Regions from separate parts of the Mus musculus genome. Here region 2 is linked to region 1. The links are chromatin loops, found by intact Hi-C in ENCODE. Cell type or tissue: left cerebral cortex. All regions are shown on one strand. Each heading gives the region's core, and the rest is flanking DNA. Links, peaks and the distances in the headings are about the cores only. Region 1 holds the start of Fus (fused in sarcoma). Region 2 holds the start of Kat8 (K(lysine) acetyltransferase 8).

Region 1 (11,310 bases), core at 1,458-9,457:
CCTTAAATAATATTCCTGGAAAGTACTACAGAAATGACTTTAAGCACACACGCCTTCGATTCCAGCCCTTGGGAGACAGAGGCAGGTGTTTCTAGTGGATCTCTGAGTTTGAGGCCAGCCTGGTCTATAGAGCAAGTTCCAGAAAGCCAAGGCTACACAGAGAGATGCTGTCTAGAAAAACCAAACCAAACCAACCAACCAACCAACCAACTAACCAAAAATACTACACAGATGGGCTGGCAAGATGGTTCATTGAGCAAAGATGCTTGAAGCTAAGTCTGGTGGCCTAAGTTCCATCCCTGAACCCACATGGTGAAAAAAGAGAACTGACTGCCACAAACTGGCTAAGTACACACGCGCGCGCGCGCATGTGCGCACGCGCACACATACACACACACACACACACACACACACACACACACACCTCACCCACCTCACCCACAACACATATACCATATACACCACACGCCAAACACACCATAGACACTACACACACATATCACATCCCCCATACAATACATATCCCCCACACTAGATCAACAAGTGTAAAATTATATATATATATATATATATATATATATATATATATATATATATATATATATATGTATATGTATATATATATATTCATTAAAGGCTGCATAAGGGCTGGAGAAATGTCTCAGCAGTTAAGAGCACTGACTGTTCTTCCACAGGTCCTGAGTTCAATTCCCAGCAACCACATGGTGGCTCACAACCATCTGTAATGAGGATCTGATGCCCTCTTCTGGTGTGTCTGAAGACAGCGACAGTGTACTCACATACATGAAATAAATAAATCTTTAAAGGCTGCATAAAGAAGGGCTGGAGGCCCCTCAATGACAGGATGCCTGCCTGAGGTCCATGGCTAGCAACTGAGAAATCACACGGGAAAGCTCTCAGCCAGAGTGTGGATTTGATATATTTTGGTTTTGTTTCTGAGATAGGGTCTTGTTATGCAGCACTGGGTGGCCCGAAACTCTGTTTGTAAACCAGGCTGGCCTTGAACCTGCTGTGGTACTCTTGCCTCTGCCTCCCAGGTTTTGGGCAGTATTATCTCAGGCTAAAAATTTCTTGAGCCATTAATATGTCAATATGGCTTCTGAACTTCAAAACTTCTGATAAACTATAATTCAACAATTTCTCCACAGTTAGATATATTTTGATATGACTATCAAAATACTTCCAAATTGTTTGGAGACTGACTTACAGAGTTTAGTTTATTGTCAACAACAGAAAATGTACCACTTACTCATCCTGTTGAGCAAAAAGCTACATTATTCCCCTCTGTGAACTGAAACAAGCTGTGCCTATATCTCTGATTTTATAGTGAGGTTTCCTTCTTCTCTACTCTCTCTCTCTCTCTCTCTCTCTCTCTCTCTCTCTCTCTCTTTTGGTTTTTCGAGACAGGGTTTCCTGTGTAGCCCTGGCTGTCCTGGAACTCACTCTGTAGTCCAGGTTAGCCTCAAACTCAGAAATCCGCCTGGCTCTGCCTCCTGAGTGCTGGGATTAAAGATTAAAGGCGTGCACCACCACGCTCAGCTTCTACATTCTCTTTTCCAGTTTGAAACAGGGTCTCTCCATGTCTTCCAGGCTGGTCTGGAACCCAGAGAGGTCTTCCTGCCTCTGTCACCTGAGCAGTGAGATTAAAAGTACATCACCACTCACAGCTCCCAAAGTGACTGAGGGTTTTTTTTTAATTTTTAAAAAAGATTTATTTATTTGGGGGCTAGAGAGACGGCTCAGCAGTTAAGGGTACTAACTGCTCTTCCAGTGGTCCTGAGTTCAATTTCCAGCAGCTACTTGGTGGCTCACAGCCGTCTGTAATGGGATCTGATGCCCTCTTCTGGTGTATCTGAAGACAGTGACAGTGTATTTATATACATAAAAAATGCATTTAAAAAAAGGGCTTATTTATTTTTATGTATGTACACTGTCTTCAGACACTCCAGAAGAGGGCATCAGATCCCATTACAGATGGTTGTGAGCTGCCAAGTAGCTGCTGGGAATTGAACTTAGGACCTCTGGAGGAACAGTCGGTGCTCTTAACCACTGAGCCATCTCTTTAACCTGTGACTGAGGTTTTTTTTTTTTTTTTTTTTTTTTTAAGATTTATTTATTTATTACATGTAAGTACACTGTAGCTGTCTTCAGACACACCAGAAGAGGGCGTCAGATTTTGTTACAGATGGTTGTGAGCCACCATGTGGTTGCTGGGATTTGAACTCTGGACCTTTGGAAGAACAGTCGGGTGCTCTTACCCACTGAGCCATCTCACCAGCCCATGACTGAGGTTTTTAAGTGATATGATGACACATCTCTCATAACAGAGTAGAGACATCTTCACCTGAAAGTGAGTGAAGCCCAAACTTACCAATAAAAGTATCCTTCTTTCTCAAAAAAGCATCACTGTGCAGGAAAGACCCTGAACCGAGCGAGGGGCAGGTTTCCCTGCTTTCCTATCAGTTTTCAAGGTTCTCTCTTTTCTCTCCCTTCCCTTTCCTTCTATTTTCTTCCTTATTCCCTCCCTGACCCCCTTTGACAAAGAGCCTAGTGCAGGCCAAGATGGTGTATGCACCATACCTAGCTTTTCTATCCCTTTTTTGTTCCAGAATTTGGAACTCACTAAGTAGTCTAGGCAGGCCTTGAACTCTTGCTCTGCTGCCTCTGCCCTAGAGTGCTGGGACTAAAGGTGTGTGCCACCACCCACAGCTGCTTTCTTTCTTTGTTTTCCCTCCCCCTGCTTTGTGGTTTTAGCTAGCTTTGAATAGACTGAATATAGCTCATAATAGTCTCAAACTCTTCTTACTTATTTTGTGTGTATGTGTGTGTTGGTAAGCCAATGCTGTGGTGAGAGTATGGAAGTCAGGGGGAAACTGTGTGGAGTTGGTTCTCTCTTTCACCATGTGGGTCCAGGGCATGGAGCTCAGTCCCCAGGCCTGGAGGAAGGAACCTCTACCTGATGGCCTGCTTTTTATCTTTCTCCTTCTTCTTTATGTATCCTTCTTTATGTATTCTCCTTCTTCTCCTTCTTCTCCTTCTTCTTCTTCTTCTCCTTCTTCTTCTTTATGTATCCTTCTTTATGTATCCTTCTCCTCCTCCTCCTCCTCCTCCTCCTTCTTCAAGATTTTATTATTATATCTAAATATACTGTAGCTGTCTTCAGCAGCACCAGAAGAGGGCATCAGATCTCATTACGGGTGGTTGTGAGCCACCATGTGGTTGCTGGGATTTGAACTCAGGACCTTCGGAAGAGCAGTTGGCACTCTTAACCACTGAGCCATCTCTCCAGCCTGATTTTTAACTTTTTAAGATAGATTTCAAGATTGTTTCGTATGAATAATTTATGAGAGAAAGGAAACCACTGCAGAACTCTGGTCCCCTCCCCCTTGTCTGTCTCTTTCTCTCTGTATATGGGGTCGGAGGGGAGAGGTTTGTAGGAGGCCAGAGGGCAACATCAGCTGTTTTCCTCTATTGTTAACTTATTGTATTTATTTACAAAAATTAAAGATTAGGTTAGAGAGATGGGTTAAGAGCACTGGCTGCTCCTCCAGAGAGGGATCAGGGTTTAATTTTTAGCACCTACATGGCAGGTCACAACTATTTGTAATCTCCAGCTTCAGGAGATTCAACATTCTCATACAGTCACATAAAATTAAAAAAAAAAATCCTAGTCGGGCGGTGGTGGCACATGCCTTTAATCCCAGCACTCGGGACGCAGAGGCAGGCAGATTTCTGAGATCGAGGCCAGCCTGGTCTACAAAGTGAGTTCCAGGACAGCCAGGGCTATACAGAGAAACCCTGTCTCGAAAAACCAAACCAACCAAACAAACAAACAAAAAAATCAACAACAACAACAACAACAACAACAACAACAACAAAATCCTAAACCATTAAAAAATAGATTGATATGTGTGTGGTGTGTGTGCCATATGTGTACAAGTGCCTTCAGGGTCCAATTTTCCAATTTTTTACCTGTAGCTGAAGTTACAGGTAGTTGTGAGTTGCATAAAGTATGTGCTGGGAATTGAAGCCAGGTCCTTTACACACTGAATAGGTGCACCATCTCTCCCGTCCTGCCTTGAACTCACAGAGATCTGCCTGCCTCTGCTAGGATTAAGGCCTGTGCCACCATCACTTTGCTATAATTTTTTTTTTTTTTTTTGGAGACAGGGTTTCTCTGTATAGCCCTGGCTGTCCCGGAACTCACTCTGTAGACCAGGCTGGCCTCAAACTCAGAAATCTGCCTGCTTCTGCCTTCTAAGTGCTGGGATTAAAGGTGTGTGCCACCACTGGCCGGCAATTTTTTTTTTTTTTAAAGAATACTTATTTATACTTATTTTGGTCAGGCCCAGTTAAAGGCAATTTACAAGCCAGGTTGTGGTGGTACACAACTTTAATTTTAGTACTTGGGAGGCAGAGGCAGGAGAAGCTCTGAGTTCAATGTCAGCTTGTTCTAACAGAGCGAGTTCCAGGATAGCCAGGGCTACACTGAGAAACTCTGTCTCCCCCCGTCCCCCAAAAGGTGGTTTACAAATGAAAAAAATCACATAATACAATCTACAGTATGCTCTCTTTCTCATATTTGTTTTTTTTCCAAGGATCTTACACTAACCTAGGCTGGGTAGAACTCACTTTAAGGTCTAAATTGGGCTTGAACTCATGGCAGGCTTCCTACTTCAGCCTCCTACTGAGCCATCACATCTGACTTATTCTTGTTTTGATTGACATGAGATTGGACTGTCCAATACTGACTGCAGGGCCTTCACATGGCAGAGTAAAATCCAATCCCTGGGCCTTCACATGGCAGAGTAAAATCCAATCCCTATTTTTTCCTTGCATCCAGGAGGAAGGCAATCTTCAGACAAGCTGCAGTCTAGAGGCTGCCTCCCTGCCTGTCCCCTGCCTGCTTCTCACCATCTCTCCACACTGTTCCGTGGGCGGGCCAGAGAGGGTTCCTAAGAGGAGGACAATGTCTATCTTTTCTCCAATGCCCCCTCTCAGGATACAGCTAACGTGGCTTCACAGAGCAGGTTCTCAGTCAAGCTTGGTCATTTTTGTTCTTCTTTTTTTTTTTAAATATCTTTTTAAAAAAAGATTTATTTATTTATTATGTAAGTACACCGTAGCTGTCTTCAGACACTCCAGAAGAGGGTGACCCCTCTCCTCTTCTGGATCTCGTTATGGATGGTTGTGAGCCACCATGTGGTTGCTGGGATTTGAACTCAGGACCTTCGGAAGAGCAGTCAGTGCTCTTAATCGCTGAGCCCTCTCTCCAACCCGTCATTTTTGTTCTTATCCACTTGGTAAACTCCCAGTAGAAATGTCATTCCCTCAGACCCATCCTAACCTACTCATTGCAAAATGAATTACCTGATCTCTGTGATCCCAGAGTCCCTGGTATTGGAATTACAGTTGGTTGTTTGCCCACATTCGGGTACTAGGAATTGAACCTGTGGTTTCTCTAGAGCAGCTGTCTCTCCAACCCCCTTGAATTTCGTTTTGTCCTTGAACTGACAAAAAGTGTTCATGCCTTTAAATGCTTTCAATCATTTCCTGTAACCAAGAAGCATTTTGTAGTTCCCCAGGCTTAGACTTTAAAGATCAGAAGGTCTGACCCTGAACTGCCTCGTACCTCATTCACATTCTTAGTCTAGCCGCTCACTGCTCTCATAAGATCCATCTCCCCTCCACCTCTGCCTAGCTCCGGGACTGGAGAGGTAGGCAGGGTCATGCACAGGCTAAACGATCGCTCTATCATTAAGCTACATTCCTCAGATTTCTTTACAAGATGATGATGGGGGAAAACCAGGACGACTGTAATTCCAGGATGCACAGGGCTAAGGCAAATAGGATCAAGGATTCGAGATCAACTGAGCGGTACTGAGAGGCCAAATTAAAAAAAAAAAGGGGGGGGGTAATTGTGGGTTTGAAGCCTCTTAAGTTGTATACATATGTGTTATTGTTGAACCAGCCTTAGGGCCATAGGGTCCAGACTAAAGCTCATCTTCTTCCAGGTTAAACGTCACAATCTATAAACCTTGTTAAGGTCTAAAGAACAGCAAGCCGAGGCATTCCTAAGTGAAAAACGAGACTGATCAGTGTGCTGTCTGTCAGGAGAGAATGTGGAGGACCAGAGCGACACTGCGTTCGACTCAGTTGCTAGGCCAGGGCAAGCGAAAGTATGCTGCATCTTCCCCAGTGAAAGTGGGGCCCAGCCGCTGGGCCGGTCGGAAGGATTTCGGTTCCCACACCCGGAGACTCCAGGCCTTGACTACACAGTTCCGCTCTCGGGCGCAGGGCCCTGGCACCGCCCCTAGCGGGAGGCCGGGTCGTACCATTCTGCCTCTAGTGGGGTAGAGGTGTGTCGAAGGCGAGCCCCGGGCGACGGACGAGAGCCACCGGCCGCAAGGAGAAAGCGCGTGCGAGTGTTTGGGAATAAAGCGAGTTCGTTTTCCCTCTTGTCTTCCTGAGCTCTCCGTATCCCCGGGGAAGGGTGGGGACCTGGGCGTGCCTCCCCCTCGCGCTTCTCCACTTGGTACGTCCCGGTGGCGCGTAGGCGGCAGGCGTACTTAAGGCGGGCGCGGGAGGCGGGGCCGCTCAGTCCTCGCGGCATCGCTTCGCGGTCGTCTGGAACTTTGTTGCTTGGCGGCCTGCGCTGCGCGCGTGCGCGGACATGGCTTCAAACGGTATGTGGGAGCGCGAGGCGGCGACGGCGCGTCCCTGCGAGGCCTCGTTCCCTCGCAGCAAGGCTTTTGGCTTTCGGCTGGGCCTGCGGTGGCGGGCGAGTGGGCTCCCCCACCTCTGGCGGGAAGCAGCGGGTGGAGGGAAGGGGAGGGCGGTGTCGCCATTTTGTTTGGCTCCCCTGGCGCCTTTGGCGCGGAGACCGTGGGTTTTCTCTCCTGGCCCGGTCACTTGAGTCGAGTGTTGAGAGAGACGCTGCCTGGCGACGTGGGGTGACCGGGGTGAGGGAGCTCTGGGTCTCCGCAGCTTCGCCCCACCCCCTCCCCTCCCTCCGTTCCCGGCCTCGCTTTGTCGCAGTGCTGCATCCGGGCACTTGGTGCGCGCACGCGCTCCTCTGGCCCCTCCCCCTTCTCGCCGCGGCCCCCCTCCCCCCCGCCAGGAGTTGGTCCGTTTTTTTTACTTTTTTCTTTTTTTCTTTCTTCTTCTTTCTTTCTTTCTTTCTTCTTCTTTTTTTTTTTTTTTTTTTTTTTTTTGTCGCGAGACCCTCGGCGGAAGACTTGTGGTCCGGTGCTGGCCTCGCCCTGCTCGCTGGGTCCCTTGGGAAGGGGCGGGGCCACCTCTTCCCGCCTCCGTGGCCGCGCAGCGGGAGCGGAAGCTCCTGGCTGGCCTGCGTGTCCGTGGGATTGGGAGGACCGCCAGGGGATGACCAACGGAGTCAGGGACCCCGGCCTGAGTTTCCCACTTCAGAGTTGAGTTTTCCTAAGGCCGGAAGGAAATCAGAGGAGTCGCTCTCCGAGGCCACACCCTCTCGCTGTCAGTTTTGTCCCAGTGCGGGGGTAGAGCTTGGGTTTCCTGCAGGGAGCTGCTGAGCTACAGCTTCCCAGATTGTTGAAAGTGCTGTCTGCTTTGGGTGCGCATGGTAGGCGGGAGCTCAGTTATTTGGAGCCACACGTCGGGAACCTTGGGAGCACCATGCCATTTGGGGGTTGGAGAGTCCCATTCTTCTAGCTGCTTCCTTGGGCTTGAACTCAACTGTGTAATAGCGCTGACTGTCAAAGTTAATCTTGACATCCGGTGATACCACCTTTCCTGTATACAGAGCTGCTGTGAAGATATAAAATGTGGTGACGTGTGTTGCAGGCCTTGGAAAGACCTGCAACAAGTCAAAAGGATTTTTAAACTTAAGGGATGATCTGTATTTTGAGTTTTTTTTTTTTTTTTTTTTTTTTTTTAAAGATTGAGCCAGGTTTGGTGGCACACACCTTTAGTTTCAGGACTAAGAGGTAGAAGTAGGCAGATCTATGTGAGTTCGAGGTGGTCTACATATTGAATTCTGGGATAGATACATAATCGAGACTTCTGTCTCAAAAAAGAAAAAAGGCAAAAAGGACATGATGTTGGATTTTTTTTTTTTGTTGTTGTTGTTTTTTTTCGAGACAGGGTTTCTCTGTGTAGCCCTGGCTGTCCTGAAACTCACTCTGTAGATCAGGCTGACCTCGAACTCAGAAATCCATCTGCCTCTGCCTCCCAAGTGCTGGGATTAAAGGCGTGCGCCACCACGCCCGGTCCGATGTGGGGCATCTTTAATCCCAGCATTTGGGAGGCAGAGGCAGATGGAGCTTTGTATGTATTAAATTGGAGGCCATCCCGGTCTACAGAGTGAGTTCTATGCAGAGAAACCCTGCCTCTAGATAGAGAACCAGTCCACCCACAGAGCTCTGTGGCTGTCATGCTTAGTGGTCGCTTGTTTAGTGGGTCCCAAGCAAGCCCTGGGTTCTACCCAGAACAAAAGTCTAAGACTTATTGGTGTCTAGAAATTTGTGCTTTCTTTGCTTTTTGTAATAAAACTTGGCCATTTTGTCTCATGAGGAACTAACTTATGCCTGTTTTTGTAGATTTGTTTCATCTGGAGTGCCTAGTACAAAAGTTGAAGAATTTATTTCTATTCTTAACTAAAATTAAGACCTTTTTCTTTCCCATCTTTTACAGACTATACCCAACAAGCAACTCAAAGGTGAGTATACTGTTTCTGGTCTGATGCTAGAAGACAGCAAGGGTGATTGATCTAACTTGAGTTTTATGTATTTCTGTATGCTTTTGTTCTTATTCTTTTAGTTGAAGATTACTGGTCTGTTTTCTTGTAGCTACGGGGCCTATCCTACCCAGCCTGGGCAGGGCTACTCCCAACAGAGCAGTCAGCCCTATGGCCAACAGAGTTACAGTGGTTATGGCCAGTCAGCTGACACTTCAGGATACGGCCAGAGCAGCTATGGTTCTTCTTATGGACAGACCCAAAACAGTGAGTTCTTAGTAGAACACATCTTCATTTCTTTATGAATGTTAACTTTTCTTAAACCTGAACAATACCGAAATTCCCACATTTTCCCTAAAGTTTTGTAGTCATTCTTTTAAAACAAAAATACTGATTTGTAATTGATTTTATATTGGACTATTTTCTTCCTGCTTACTATTTTTGTGAAAAAGCAAGTTTGCTAAAGAGAGAACCAGTTTAGAATGACGGATAGGAAGGAAATGGTCTGCTTGGGAATTCTTGAAGTTGGCTGACAATCTGTGATTCACAGAGGTGGTGCCATTTTTACCTCACAAGGGCAAAACATTTTTCTTTCCATATCAGCACATTTAAAATGTAGTTAGGGCCAGGAGTGGTGGCACACACAACTTTATCCAGCACTCTGGGAGGCAGAGGCTAGTAGATCTCTTGAATCTTGAGTTGGAGACCAGCCTGGTCTACAAGGTGAGTTCCAGGACAGCCAAGGGCTACACAGAAATCCTGTCTTGAAAAAAACAAAAACAGATTAAAATGCAGTTTGTAGGAATCTTTTGTGTTATGATTAGTGGCACAGGTGTCTAGATTTAGGACAGATAGAATGGAATTGAACCTTTATTAAACAGTGATATTAGTGACATTGAAGATGTGGAATGCTGCTGTAATCTTAGTACCTGGGATGTGGCGGTGGAGAGTCAGGGTCTTGTTCATTTAGGACTGGTTCTCAACCTTCCATTAGATGGAATTAGCTGTAACCCTTTAATACAATTCCTCATCTTGTGTGACCCCCAACTATAAGATTATTTTCCTTACTACTTTATATACTGTTAATGGTAACAGATATGTTCAAAGAAAGAGGTGTCACCTGACAGGTTGAGAACCACTGATTTAGAAGTTGAGGCAGCTTGAATTCTGTGAGACCTGTCATAAAGGATTGGGTGGGTGGGTGCAGAGATGACCTAGCAGCTGAGACTGGCCAGATACTTGACTATATATTTGAGGATGGTCTTGAGCCTTCTGATTTTCCTGCCTCCAAGTGTTGGGAGCAGAAGCACGTATTATAATACTTGCTCTTTTTGTTTGTTTGTTTTTTTGAGACAGTGTTTCTCTGGGTAGCCCTGGCTGTCCTGGAACTCACTTTGTAGACCAGGCTGGCCTTGAACTCAGAAATCTGCCTGTCTCTGCCTCCCAAGTGCTGGGATTACAGGCGTGCGCCACCACGCCTGACTATTTTTTTTTTTTTTTTTTAATACTTGGTTTGTTGAAGATCGAATGAACTTGTATGTGTGATAAGTAAACACGGTCGGCTGAACTACATCTCTAGCTCACTCCCCTTTTGCTTGAGATAGCTTCCTGATTTTGAAGATCACCGTGAAACACTGGGCTAGGTTTGTTTTAAGATTAACAAATTTGGGCTGGTGAGATGGCTCAGTGGGTAAGAGCACCCCGATTGCTCTTCCGAAGGTCCGGAGTTCAAATCCCAGCAACCACATGGTGGCTCACAACCACCCGTAATGAGATCTGACTCCCTCTTCTGGAGTGTCTGAAGACAGCTACAGTGTACTTACATATAATAAATAAATAAATCTTTAAAAAAATTAACAAATTTTAGCTGGGCGTGGTGGCGCACTTGGGAGGCAGAGGCAGGCAGATTTCTGAGTTCGAGGCCAGCCTGGTCTACAGAGTGAGTTCCAGGACAGCCAGGGCTACACAGAGAAAAACCAAAAAAAAAAAAAATTTTTTTTTTTAAATCAGGAAGTGTATTTTTTTTCCAATCTAATTCTTGCCCTGTCTCCCTCCTCTTTCTCACTAAGTAGCTGTGTTTGACCTGAACTGGATATGTAGACCAGTTTGGCCTCACACTGAACAGAGATCTGCTTCTGTCTCCCAAATGCTAGGATTAAAAATGAGCACTGCATACCTGGTCTTTTTTTTTTTTTTTTTTTTTAAATTGTACTTATAACTTTTTTCTTTGTAGCAGGCTATGGAACTCAGTCAGCTCCCCAGGGATATGGTTCCACTGGAGGCTATGGCAGCAGCCAAAGTTCACAATCTTCTTATGGGCAGCAGTCCTCCTACCCTGGCTATGGCCAACAGCCAGCTCCTAGCAGCACCTCAGGAAGGTAAGGTGGTATAGGAGAGGGGAAAGGCCAGAAGGTGTTGGTGAGCTGCTGGGTCTCGGATGGACTAAAAGTAAAGCAAGTGTACTTTGGCATTTTACAAATCATAATTTTGGTTTTCATTGTTTCCCATTTAGTTATGGTGGCAGTTCTCAGAGCAGCAGCTATGGGCAACCCCAGAGTGGAGGTTATGGTCAACAG
Region 2 (11,310 bases), core at 1,703-9,702, 53 kb before region 1:
CGGGCTGGGTTGGATGAAGATCCTGGGCACCATTTCTAGCTTGCTGCAGGACCTTAAGCCAGAACCTACCCTGATCTGGGACGTGGACCTGGTCAGAAAAGATATTTGATCCTAAGATTGCCAGGAGCTGTATATTATGGATTTGGGGCCAGCGGAGGAACCTGCAGTTGGGAGATGGTGTTTGCTGAGAGTAAAAGTTAATGTCAAATTGTATGGGACAGTAGAAGCAGTCTGCGGCCCAGGCAGATGTGAGTGTAGAAGATGATAAAGTCACATTCCACCTTTAGAGACAATAGGAATAGACCCAGCACTGTATGCTTAGGGTGAGACCTATTAGACCTGACCAAGTCCATGTTCTTGACATCCTGCCAGGATCTCAGACCGGGGTGGAGGAATCGCTCATAAGGACCTGGATCGGGTCATGGACTACCACTTCACCACAGCTGAGGCCAGCACCCAGGACCCCCGAATCAACCCCCTCTTCGGCCACCTGGATATGCACAGTGGTGGCCAGTCAGGACCTATGCATGGGTAAGGCCCCACCTTCCCAATATGGGGGGAAGGGGTAAACCAGGACTCGCAGGCCTCTGACACCCCTATCCTATCCCCTGCTCCCAGCTTTGGCTTCGGGTTGCCCACGTCCAGGGCATATGCAGAGTATCTTGGTGGCTCCCTGCAGCTGCAGTCCCTGCAGGGCATTGGCACGGATGTCTACCTACGGCTCCGCCACATTGATGGTCGGGAGGAAAGCTTCAGAATCTAATGGTGGATTTTGGCCGGCTAGCCTGCCACACTCCTCGGAGGACCTCCTAGGCCTGGCAGGGGGCCGCTGGGCTCCACAGACTGCCACTTCGCTTTATGGAGCTTAGGGCCTCAGACAGGTGGACTTAGATGGAGCTGGGCACCACTCCTCCTCAGCAGGGCTCACTGCTTTCTACCTCCCGGCCTTGGGGGGAGGAAGCAGGTGCCTCTGAGGCCTCTGATACCAGCTCTGCTCTGCTCATTCTTGAGGACTCCTCATTTGACCTGCTGCTTATTAAAGTTTGCATTTTTGAATGCCCTCTTGGGCCCCAAATGTTGGGAGGGCAGGCGAGCTTTGTTTCTGCCCCCTTTGGATTCCCTAGGCCTTGGGAGTTAACCTGGTCATGTCCAGTCTCTGGCTGTCCTGGCACTGTGGCAGAAGTGATTTCAAGGTTCTTGCCTATTTGATTTGGCAAGAGTGAGAGTGACTTTGGCAACTTGGGCTCATTGAACAAGTCTTTCTGGGCCCCAGACGCTATCAGAGGCCCCAAAAGACTTAGCTTCAGGCCCGACTCTTCCCTTCCTGGCAGCCGTGGGTTTGAGAGGTAAAGGTCACTAGACTGGGCAGTCTGTAAGCCACCTGATTCCTGAGCTTGCATGAGGTTAAAAATACTGCCTGCCCACTGTGGCTGCAAAAAGAATTGCATGAGGTTATGCAGAGACCTGATTACCTCAGACAGATACGGAGAAGTTGTCTTAGGGAGGACCAGGGACTTGGGCAGAAAGCACGGTGACCAGAAGTGTGTGGAACAGAACTTTAGGTGAACTTTGAACCAAGAGTAACTCTCCCCGCTGTGTAAGACCTACGGACCTGCTTGGTAGGACTCCCAAAAGGGAGTAGGAGAAGCAGGAAAGGAAAGGGGAGAGGTCAAGGAAATGACTTGTAATGAGAAGTCCAGAGCTAGTCCACTGTCCCTCAGGTACACATAAGAGAGTGAGGCTCCATGGTAACCAGTTCCCTCACTTGACGCTGGGATGGAAGAAATTCCTACACTGAAAACTTTAGCCTTTCCAGGTAGAATCAAATGTACACACTTGTGGTCCTAGTACTAGTGATGCTTACATAGGAGTATCACGAGTTCAAGGCCAACCTGGGCTGCTTGGCAAAACCCTGTCTTAACGGGTAGTTGTCAGAGAAGAGCCTCATGTTCTAGTCTTTGAATGTACATACAGACCGGGGGTGGTGGCACACGCCTTTAATCCCAGCACTTGGGAGGCAGAGGCAGGCGGATTTCTGAGTTCAAGGCCAGCCTGATCTACAGAGTGAGTTCCAGGACAGCCAGGACTATACAGAGAAACCCTGTCTCGAAAAACCAAAAAAAAAAAAAAAAAAAAAAAAGGAATGAAAGTACAGGTTAACCACAGAGAGCAACAACACAGATACAGCATCAGAAGCAACAAAAAGCATCCGGGCCCAGCGACATGGTTCGGCAGTAAAGGCACCTGCCACTAAGGTATCTCCTAGAGTTTATCGCAGGAGAGGACTACGTGAGTCCTGCCAAGTCTTCTCACCTGCACACATGTAGGTTCATACTCATAAACACAATAACAGTAAGTAGAGGGTGTCTCAGCACAGCCCCCAAGTTCTGGAAAAAACAGTTGGATTTACATGTTAATCATGGTTGGCCCTGGCATGGGGACAGCATGGTGTATTTACTATGCCTAGGCTAGTCCTTACTTAGGAAGGACATCATCTGAAGATGTCAGGTGAAGTGTCAAGTGAGGTAGAAGCCTGGGCAAAAGCTGTAATGATCCTGAAGAGGGCTAGAGTGGGAGGTGTCCTTTGGTTGTATCTTCTCATTCTTAGGGTGCCGGGCACCTGGTATTATCCTGCTCTGAACTTCTTTACTGCCCAACAGCAAAGTAACCAGTTTTTCCTAGTGCCTTCTCTCTTATTTTTTGTATGTGTGTCTACCTGTGGGTTTGTGCTCATTGCTGTAGATGGCCTGTGGAGTCCAGAGGGGTTTCGAATCCCCTAGAGCTGGAGTTACAGGCAGTAGTGAGCTGCTTGCTGTGGAAGCAGAGCTGAGATTGTCGACAAGAGCAGTGCATGCCGAATCATCCAGCCAGCTTTCCCTCAGTGCCACACACAAAAGGATCTATTCTATTCCCAATGCCATCTCACATAGATACACAACGGTCAGATATTTCTTGGACCATAGTGTCTGAGTTCTGACCTCAAGCTGCCCCTCTCAAGAACTGTTACGAAAGCCGGGCATGGTGGCACACACCTTTAATCCCAGCACTCGGAAGGCAGAGGCAGGCAGATTTCTGAGTTCGAGGCCAGCCTGGTCTACAGAGTGAGTTCCAGGACAGCCAGGGTTATACAGAGGAGCCCTGTCTCGAAAAACCAAAAAAAAAAAAAAAAAAAAAAAAGAAACCTTATGAAAACTGATCACCAAATTATGAATCAAAGAACTTTCAGAGAATGTCTAAATGAGATGTTTATCCAGCCCTACTCTGACTCAACACACTGTTGTGTGCTACTGTAAAAGTTACCAGTGCATGCTGGGTACGTAAAACCATGTGGCAGGAGCCAGTCAGTCTCAACAATAGAGCGTGAGAAAAGGAGCTTTATTCCAGTAAGCCAGCTAAGGAGGAACTGGCTGGCATTATCATCCCTAAAAAACAAAGGTCTTACAGTGCTGCTTCTTTTCATCGACTAGTTCGCCCACAACGCAGTTCCTAAAGTAGTATGCACTGGGCAAGCTATTAAAGGTGTCCGGTGCCCCAATACAGTAATTAAGGAAAACACGTGTGTGTGTGTGTGTGTGTGTGTGTGTGTGTGTGTAGAAAGGTGAAGTTAAACAGCAAATTAGACATGTGTTACTCCAATTCATCTACCAATAAGTTTACCTTGAATGCTGCTATATAGCTTATATAAAGCTATGACTTAACCATATGTATATATGGTTTAACCTTTACTGAGTCTCAGAGAATTGGTATTCTGTACTTGGAGGAGTGTCACTACAGATTCTCCAGGCACTGTCTCCCTGCTCAAACCCTTCTTGGCTGGAGATGTTCAGTGGTAGTGTTTGCCTAACATTAATGAAGCTTCGGGTACAATCTCTAGCAGTGCATGAACCTGGTGTGGTGCCATCCTAACCTCAACATTTGAAAGGTGGAGGTTAGACAACCACTCAAGGTTCTCCCTGGCCACGCTCGAGGTTTTTTGTTTTTGTTTTTCAAAGATTTATTTATTTATTATATGTAAATACATGTACACTGTAGCTGTTTTTAGACACTCCAGAAGAGGGTGTCACATCTTGTTATGGATGGTTGTGAGCCACCATGGGGTCTTAACTCGGGACCTTCATAAGAGCAGTCAGTGCTCTTAACTGCTGAGCCATCTCTCCAGCCCCGCTACATGAAATTCTTAAGAGAAAAGAAGTTGCCGGGCAGTGGTGGTGCAGGCCTTTAATTCCAGCACATGGGAGGCAGGGGCAGGCAGATTTCTGGTCTACAGAGTGAGTTCCAGGACAACCAAGGCTACACAGCGAAACCCGGTCTTGAAAAAAAAAGAGAGAGAAAGAGTGAGTAAGTTTATTTTGAAGGTAGTTTATTTGGCACACCTGTTCTTTTCCTGTCTCAACTGGTTTTTGCTCCCACCCTGAGCGAGAGACGCAAATATAGAGTGGGTAGCATATAAAAAGCCCTGGGTTTTGGCCCCAAGCATCCCATAAAACTTAATTCAGTGATAGAGTACAACTGTAATCCCCAGGATACTGCTGCACGTTCAATGAATTTCAGGCTAGCCTCTGAGAACCTTTCTCAAGAAATAGGAATGCTCGCCTTTAATCCCAGCATTCGGGAACCCAAGGCAGGAGGAGCTAGGTCAGCAAGTGTGTAGGCAGCCCGGGCTATGTCACAACAAACAACTCCACAAAAATAGCTAAGTCCGGGTGTGGCGGTGCACGTCTTTAAATACCAGGACTCAAAAGGCAGAAGCAGGTGGATCTCGAGGCCAGTATGGTCTACATAGCGAGTTCCAGGTCAGTTAGGACTGTAATTAGACCCTGTCTCAAGTTGGGCCAATTTTTAGCAACAACAGCCACACGCAGTACGCACAAAACAAAACCTTGCCACGTCACAACCTCCCCACCTCCAACACGCAAGACTATGCCCGCCCCCACTGATCCGGAAATAAAAGCGGCTCTCTGGCCGGTCACTTCCGGCACAGCAATGGCGGCACAGGGAGCTACAGCTGCAGTTGCTGCAACAACTTCAGGAACTGTAGGGGAGGGAGAGCCCGGCCCGGGGGAAAATGCAGCAGTCGAGGGGCCTGCCCGGTCCCCGGGCCGGGTCTCTCCGCCGACTCCGGCGCGTGGCGAACCAGAAGTCACCGTGGAGATCGGAGAAACGTACCTGTGCCGGCGGCCGGATAGCACCTGGCGTGAGGGCGGGGCCCAGGGCCTAGGGGCGGGATTTAGGGAATGGGCATGGCCTAGGAATGGGCGCTCTGTGGGGCTGGGAGTCTTGGGGCCAGGGTGGTGACTCAGGTAAGAAGGCGGGATTTCGGGAGCTGAGAAGCCCACTTTGTAATTGGAGGTTGGAGTCAGGCCATGCTTGTTTTCACCTGTAAAGCCACCAGTCAGCTGAATACAGAGTTGGCCTGTGAACATTCACTCTGGTTCGATTTCAGGCTTCATTTTTTTTTTTTTTTGCTATATCTGTTCCTTCATTGGTGTTTTGTTGTCTGTCTTTACATTTCTCTTGCCCCCTCATCGCCAGCAAAGAGGACAGCCCAGTTCCTAAAAACACGTTTCCTTATCTTCCTTATCTTTTCTTCCTTTTCTTTCCCTCTTCAAAATAAACCTCAAGCTGCTGGCTTCAAAATAAACTCCGAGCTGAGATGGCTCAGGACATAAAGGTATTTGTCACCAAGTCTGGTGATTTGAGTTCTGTCCCCAGGACCCACATGGTAGAAGGAGACAATGATTCTTACTGTTTGCCCTCAGAATCCATATAAGAGTATCCCCCACCCCCTAATACGATAAATACATCTAATTTAAACGAATAAATGTCGGTCATGGTGGCATACACCTTTAATCCCAGCCCTGGGAAGGCTGTGAGTTTGAGGCCAGCCTGGTCTGCATAGCAAGTTCCAGAAGAGCCAGGACTACATAGAGAGACCTTGTCTCAAAACATAATTAAACTCCTTAGACTGGGTTTGTTTGTTTTTTGTTTTGTTTTTTGTTTTTTCGAGACAGGGTTTCTCTGTGTAGCCCTGGCTGTCCTGGAACTCACTCTGTAGACCAGGCTGGCCTCGAACTCAGAAGAAATCCGCCTGCCTCTGCCTCCCAAGTGCTGGGATTAAAGGTGTCTGAGACCTTTCCAGTTTCTAGGCACTTCTAGTAAGGGCTATTGCCAGACCAATCTTGCTCTGCCCGCCAAAACTATGTGTTTATGTGCCTTTTATCACCTGCTCTTGCTATAAGTAATCTCATGTCTTCCTGGCTAGCTCTTACTCATCTCTTAATTTTTGTTTTTTAAAAAGTTATTTATTTATTTTTTATTATTATTTTTAAAATTTATTTATTTATTACATGTAAGTACACTGTAGCTGTCCTCAGACTCTCCAGAAGAGGGAGTCAGATCTCATTCTGGGTGGTTGTGAGCCACCATGTGGTTGCTGGGATTTGAACTTCAGACCTTCGGAAAAGCAGTCGGGTGTCTTACCCACTGAGCCATCTCACCAGCCCCTATTTATTTATTATATGTAAGTACACTGTAGCTGTCTTCAGACACCCCAGAAGAGGGTCTCAGATCTCATTACAGATGGTTATGAGCCACCATGTGGTTGCTGGGATTTGAACTCGGGACCTGCGGAAGAGCAGTCAATGCTCTTAACTACTGAGCCATCTCTCTCGCCCCTAGTCTCTCTTTTTTTTTTATTATTTTTTTTATTTTATTTATTTATTATATGTAAGTACACTGTAGTTGTCTTCAGATACACCAGAAGAGGGCATCAGATCTCATTAAGGGTGGTTGTGAGCCACCATGTGGTTGCTGGGATTTGAACTTCGGACCTTTGAAAGAGCAGTCGGGTGCCCTTACCCACTGAGCCATCTCACCAGCCCCCCTAGTCTCTTTATCTCCTGTGGTGATCCCATTCTAGACCCCTTCAGGCAAAGTCAGTTGCTTGCATGGTCTGGCACGTTTTTCTTTTTCGTACCTCAGCCATACTGGGTTTTTTTGTTTGTTTGTTTTTTGTTTTTTCGAGACAGGGTTTCTCTGTGTAGCCCTGGCTGTCCTGGAACTCACTCTGTAGACCAGGCTGGCCTCGAACTCAGAAGAAATCCGCCTGCCTCTGCCTCCCAAGTGCTGGGATTAAAGGTGTGCGCCACCACACCCGGCAGCCATACTGTTAAAATTATCTGCCTTTCTCTGTCAATGGGAAAACACTAGAGAACAAGATCTCTTGTGATTCCTCACTGTATCTTCTCACTGTGGCCAGCATTACATAGTGGAGCGCCAGACGAGCATTAATTTCTAGACATCTCTGCATCTGTCCCTGTGCTACAGACTAAAGCATGGTCACCCTTTTAGGTATTCTCCAGATGAAGGAACTAAAGCTCAGAAAGTCAAACCATGGGGCTACAGTCATTTAGGAAATGTGAAGGAAGCTTAAACTGTCTTAATCCCCAGCCAGCTCTCATGGCCCCCAAATGAGTGAATGAGCACTGACTTTGGAGGTAGTCTTAAACATGCTTAAATACCAGGTTTTCTCAGTTTTCAAATCTCTGGTCCTCTGTAACACCCCCTGTACCTCCCCCAAGTCCTAACCTGGCTCACCTTACAGGGTAAATGGCAGGTGTGGACAGATGGATCTGGAAATTACCCCTCAGATCCCCCCCCCTTTTTTTTTTTCTTGACAGATTCAGCAGAAGTGATCCAGTCTCGAGTGAATGACCAGGAAGGCCGAGAAGAATTCTATGTTCACTATGTGGGCTGTGAGTGCCTGGGGCCCTGGGGCCTGGGTGGAAGGAGGGAGGCAGTCAGTCAGTCCCTCACGGTGCGTCCTAACAGTTAACAGGCGACTGGACGAATGGGTGGACAAGAACCGACTCGCACTGACCAAGACAGTGAAGGATGCCGTGCAGAAGAACTCTGAGAAATACCTGAGTGAGCTGGCCGAGCAGCCAGAGCGCAAGATCACTCGAAACCAAAAGCGAAAGCATGATGAGATCAACCATGTGCAGAAGGTCCTGGCCCCTCCCTTCTCAGGACCATCACAACAAAGCCATAGCAACTCCCATGTGAAAGCTGGTAGTATGCCAGGGTTTTTCTCTCGTTTATTCACATATGAAAAAATCCTCAGCTTATAGAGAGAAGAGGGTTGTTCTCTCACAGTAAGGAAACGGTACAGTTAGGACTGGAACTCAAACTTGAAGTCCAAAGGGAAGGAAAGAAACTAAAATTACGTCATTTCCTCTGCTATCCATCCCCACGCCGAGCACTGGACGATCTCATCCAAGCCTCCCTGGCCTTTATCACCACGGGGCAAATCCTTGGTTTTGTGTATGAGGAGGCAGGCTCCGAGAGGTTAAGCTCAAGCTTCTTGGCTTGAAAGCCAGAGTATTAGGTTTAATCTACTTCACCTGCTATTGCAGAGCATCTCAATATCCAGAGGGAGCACAGGCCGGTCTAGAAGTCTTGGTAGGATTTACATTGTCTTAGGGGCCAGGCCCTACCTGACACATCCTACAGAGGTATCCAAAATAAGGAATCTTTGAAAAGCAGAAACAAAGTATGTGTGTTATTAGTGTATGTGTGTATATATACATATATTTCAAAATATTTAGTATATGTATGTATATGCATGATATGTTCCTGTGCTTCTATGTGTGTATGCATGGTATGTGGGGGGAGGGGTTATGTGTGCCATGGTTTGAGAATGTGGAGACCATAGAGCAACTTTGTGGAGTCAGTCCTACCTTTAATTAGGATCCAGGGATCAAACTCTGGTCTCTAGGATTACGTGGCAAGTCCAGTACCCACCGAGCCATGGCAGTAACCCTTTTTGTTTTTGTGAGACTGTCTCCTGTAATCAGGCTAGTCTCAAACTTCCTACATAGGCAAGGCTGGCCTTGAACTCCTCATCTTTCTGTGCCTACTTCCCAAGTGTAATCCAAGGATTACAGGGGTCAGCAAGCCTGGCTCTCTGGTCTTTTGAGACTGTAGCCCAGGATGGCCCTGAACTCTCTTCTAGCCAGACTGTTTCTGGGGATTGTGTTTTCCCCTCCTTCCCTCCCTCCCCCCTTCCTCCTTCCCTTCCTCCCCCCTTCCTCCTTCCCTCCCTCCCCCCTTCCTCCTTCCCTCCTTCTTTCTATTTTGGAAGCTTGACAGATTTATTACAGTTTAAAAGAAAAACCCCAAGGCAGGTGGGCTGTCAAGTTTAGGGAAAAATCATGCTGTTCAGAATCTCACAGAGGTTAGACACATGGTGGACAGTCAGCCACTGCCAGGGTGTAAAGCTTTTCTTTTCTTTTCTTTTTTCTTTTTTTTTTTTAAATTTTTTTTGAGACAGGGTTTCTCTGTGTAGCCCTGGCTGTCCTGGAACTCACTCTGTAAACCAGGCTGGCCTCGAACTCAGAAATCCACCTGGCTCTGCCTCCCAAGTGCTGGGATTAAAGGCATGCGCCCCCACTGCCCAGCAGGGAGTAAAGTTTTAGAGGAAGGAGTAAGGAAACCCAAAATGTCTGGGGAGAAGCCAGAAGTGCTAAGGAAAATAGCTTAGAGAAGAGATGGAAGAGAGAAAGGAATAATTCCAGAAATGGAGCAGACCCACACTCCTGCATTGATTTACAAGCTAAGGCATGTCAGCCGTCCTGAGCGGCCACTGCACAGCTGTGCGATTCCTCGCAAGCTCTTAGCAAACACAGCGCAACAATGCTTGTCTCTCTGGACACTCTGTCACCAGGCTGGAAATTTGTTTTGGTGTGGTATGTATAACATTTACATTTTGTAATGGTTTTTAGCTTTATATGTATGAGTGTTGCCTGCATGTATGCGTGTGGATCCAGTGCCACAGAGTTTAGAAGAGGCATTGGGTTCCCTGAGATTGGAGTTAAAAATGGCTGTGACTACCGTGGGGCCCATGGGTGCTGGGAACTGAGCTCAGGTCTTCCACAGAAGCAACAAATACTTGTAACTCTCAACCATTTCTCCATCCCTTTGAAATGTTTGTGGGGTAAGTATTGTTTAGAGGCAGTTTTGTTTGACTTGTAATCCATGCATGTATGTGTACACAGACGTTCCAGCTGGCTGCAGTGCCAGTGTGTGTTAGTAAGAACTCTTTTCCATCCCCTAAGCTACAAAGGCTCCGGTTCTAGGGTAGCACTGTCTAGTGCACTGTTGTAAGTGGTCTGTGGGCTGTCGCTAGTCAATACAGTAGCTCCTCTGGCCACCTGTGGCTCTTCAGTACTAGTCTGTACATGTCCAGTTTGACTAGAACTTTTTTTTCAATTGTCATGAATTTGAGATGGAATAGCGTTTGCAGTTAATGGCTGTTCTCTTGGACAGCACAGGTTTAAAATGCTATTCTCTGGCTTGAATGGAGTGACTGTTAGTCAGCAGGTAGACCAGAGTGGGCTGGATATTGATGGATGAGTGATTCAACTCTCAGCAAGGTTCGATAGTTATTGGAGATTTTTGTTGGTTGATTGGTTGGATTTTTTTTTTTTTTTTTTTTTTTTGAGACATGGGCTCAAACTTGGTCTATAGCCAAAGATGACCTTGAACTGGTTCCCCTGCCTCTGCCTCAGACGTGCTGGTATACAGGTATGTACCACCATGCCCTGTTCTAATTAATGTTTAATTCTAAATAAATTACAACATTGAAGAAAAATAGTGGTTTTGTAGTTCTTTAATGCATTCACAAAAAGAGTTTTGTTTTGTGAACATTGAAAAATGCAGTTTAAAGAAACACCTGAAGAGAAAAGTCTTTGTTGGAATTGGGCCAGCCCAGGGCTTCTTTTGTTTTACAGTTCTGTGAACCTGGGCAAGATGTGCAAGTGCTCTACTTGCAGGTATACCCGAGTGTGCCAGAAGAGGGCACCAGATCACATTACAGATGGCCATGAGCCACCATGTGGTTGCTGGGAATTGAACTCGGGACCTCTGGAAGAGTAGACAGTGCTCTTAACAGCTGAGCCATCTCTCCAGCCCCAAGATTTTTCTTCTTGTGCCTCAGTTTCCTCTTTTGTATTATGGCAATAACGAGCACTCTTGGTTTCAAAGACTCATTATGAAGGCAAAATGAAAATGATGTCTAAGAGTGTTTGGTAGTTACAATGGCAGCTGGCCCATGGCCTGTGACCTCATCCCTTTCTGTATGTTTATTACTCTGTAAAGTTGAAATAATTCTCTTTAAGGCCAGGTATAATGGTGCATACCTGTAAGCACAGCACTGGGGACCTGAGGTAGGAAAGCTTGGTAGGCTGAGGTAAGAATTCCCTGTAAGCTTGGAGTTCGATTCCAGACCAGTGTGATACGCATACTGAGACC

What was found. Peaks named below come from ENCODE experiments on the same cell type or tissue, not always from the same donor. Only the 100,000 strongest peaks of a DNase experiment are listed, where the experiment ranks them.
Region 2: a loop joins it to region 1, with 4 times the contacts of the local background. A loop is called at or near these places in 2 of 42 quality-filtered maps.

The regions. Positions count from the first base shown.
Region 1 is chr7:127,960,871-127,972,180 of GRCm38, forward strand. It overlaps Fus (fused in sarcoma), which reads left to right and starts at 6,609. Exons shown (of 15, transcript NM_139149.2): 1 at 6,609-6,707; 2 at 8,692-8,716; 3 at 8,847-9,001; 4 at 10,968-11,112; 5 at 11,247-11,310. The coding sequence starts at 6,695. In left cerebral cortex, for the core only: a CTCF peak has its summit at 6,361; DNase peaks (open chromatin) are centred at 5,785, 6,347, 6,570 and 7,498; H3K4me3 peaks cover 3,100 bases; H3K27ac peaks cover 1,893 bases.
Region 2 is chr7:127,907,549-127,918,858 of GRCm38, forward strand. Bckdk (branched chain ketoacid dehydrogenase kinase) reads left to right here. Exons shown (of 12, transcript NM_009739.3): 11 at 373-531; 12 at 619-2,116. The coding sequence ends at 763. It overlaps Kat8 (K(lysine) acetyltransferase 8), which reads left to right and starts at 4,969. Exons shown (of 11, transcript NM_026370.2): 1 at 4,969-5,194; 2 at 7,680-7,754; 3 at 7,831-8,006. The coding sequence starts at 4,984. In left cerebral cortex, for the core only: a CTCF peak has its summit at 6,402 (motif pointing right); DNase peaks (open chromatin) are centred at 4,931 and 5,174; H3K4me3 peaks cover 1,441 bases; H3K27ac peaks cover 1,261 bases.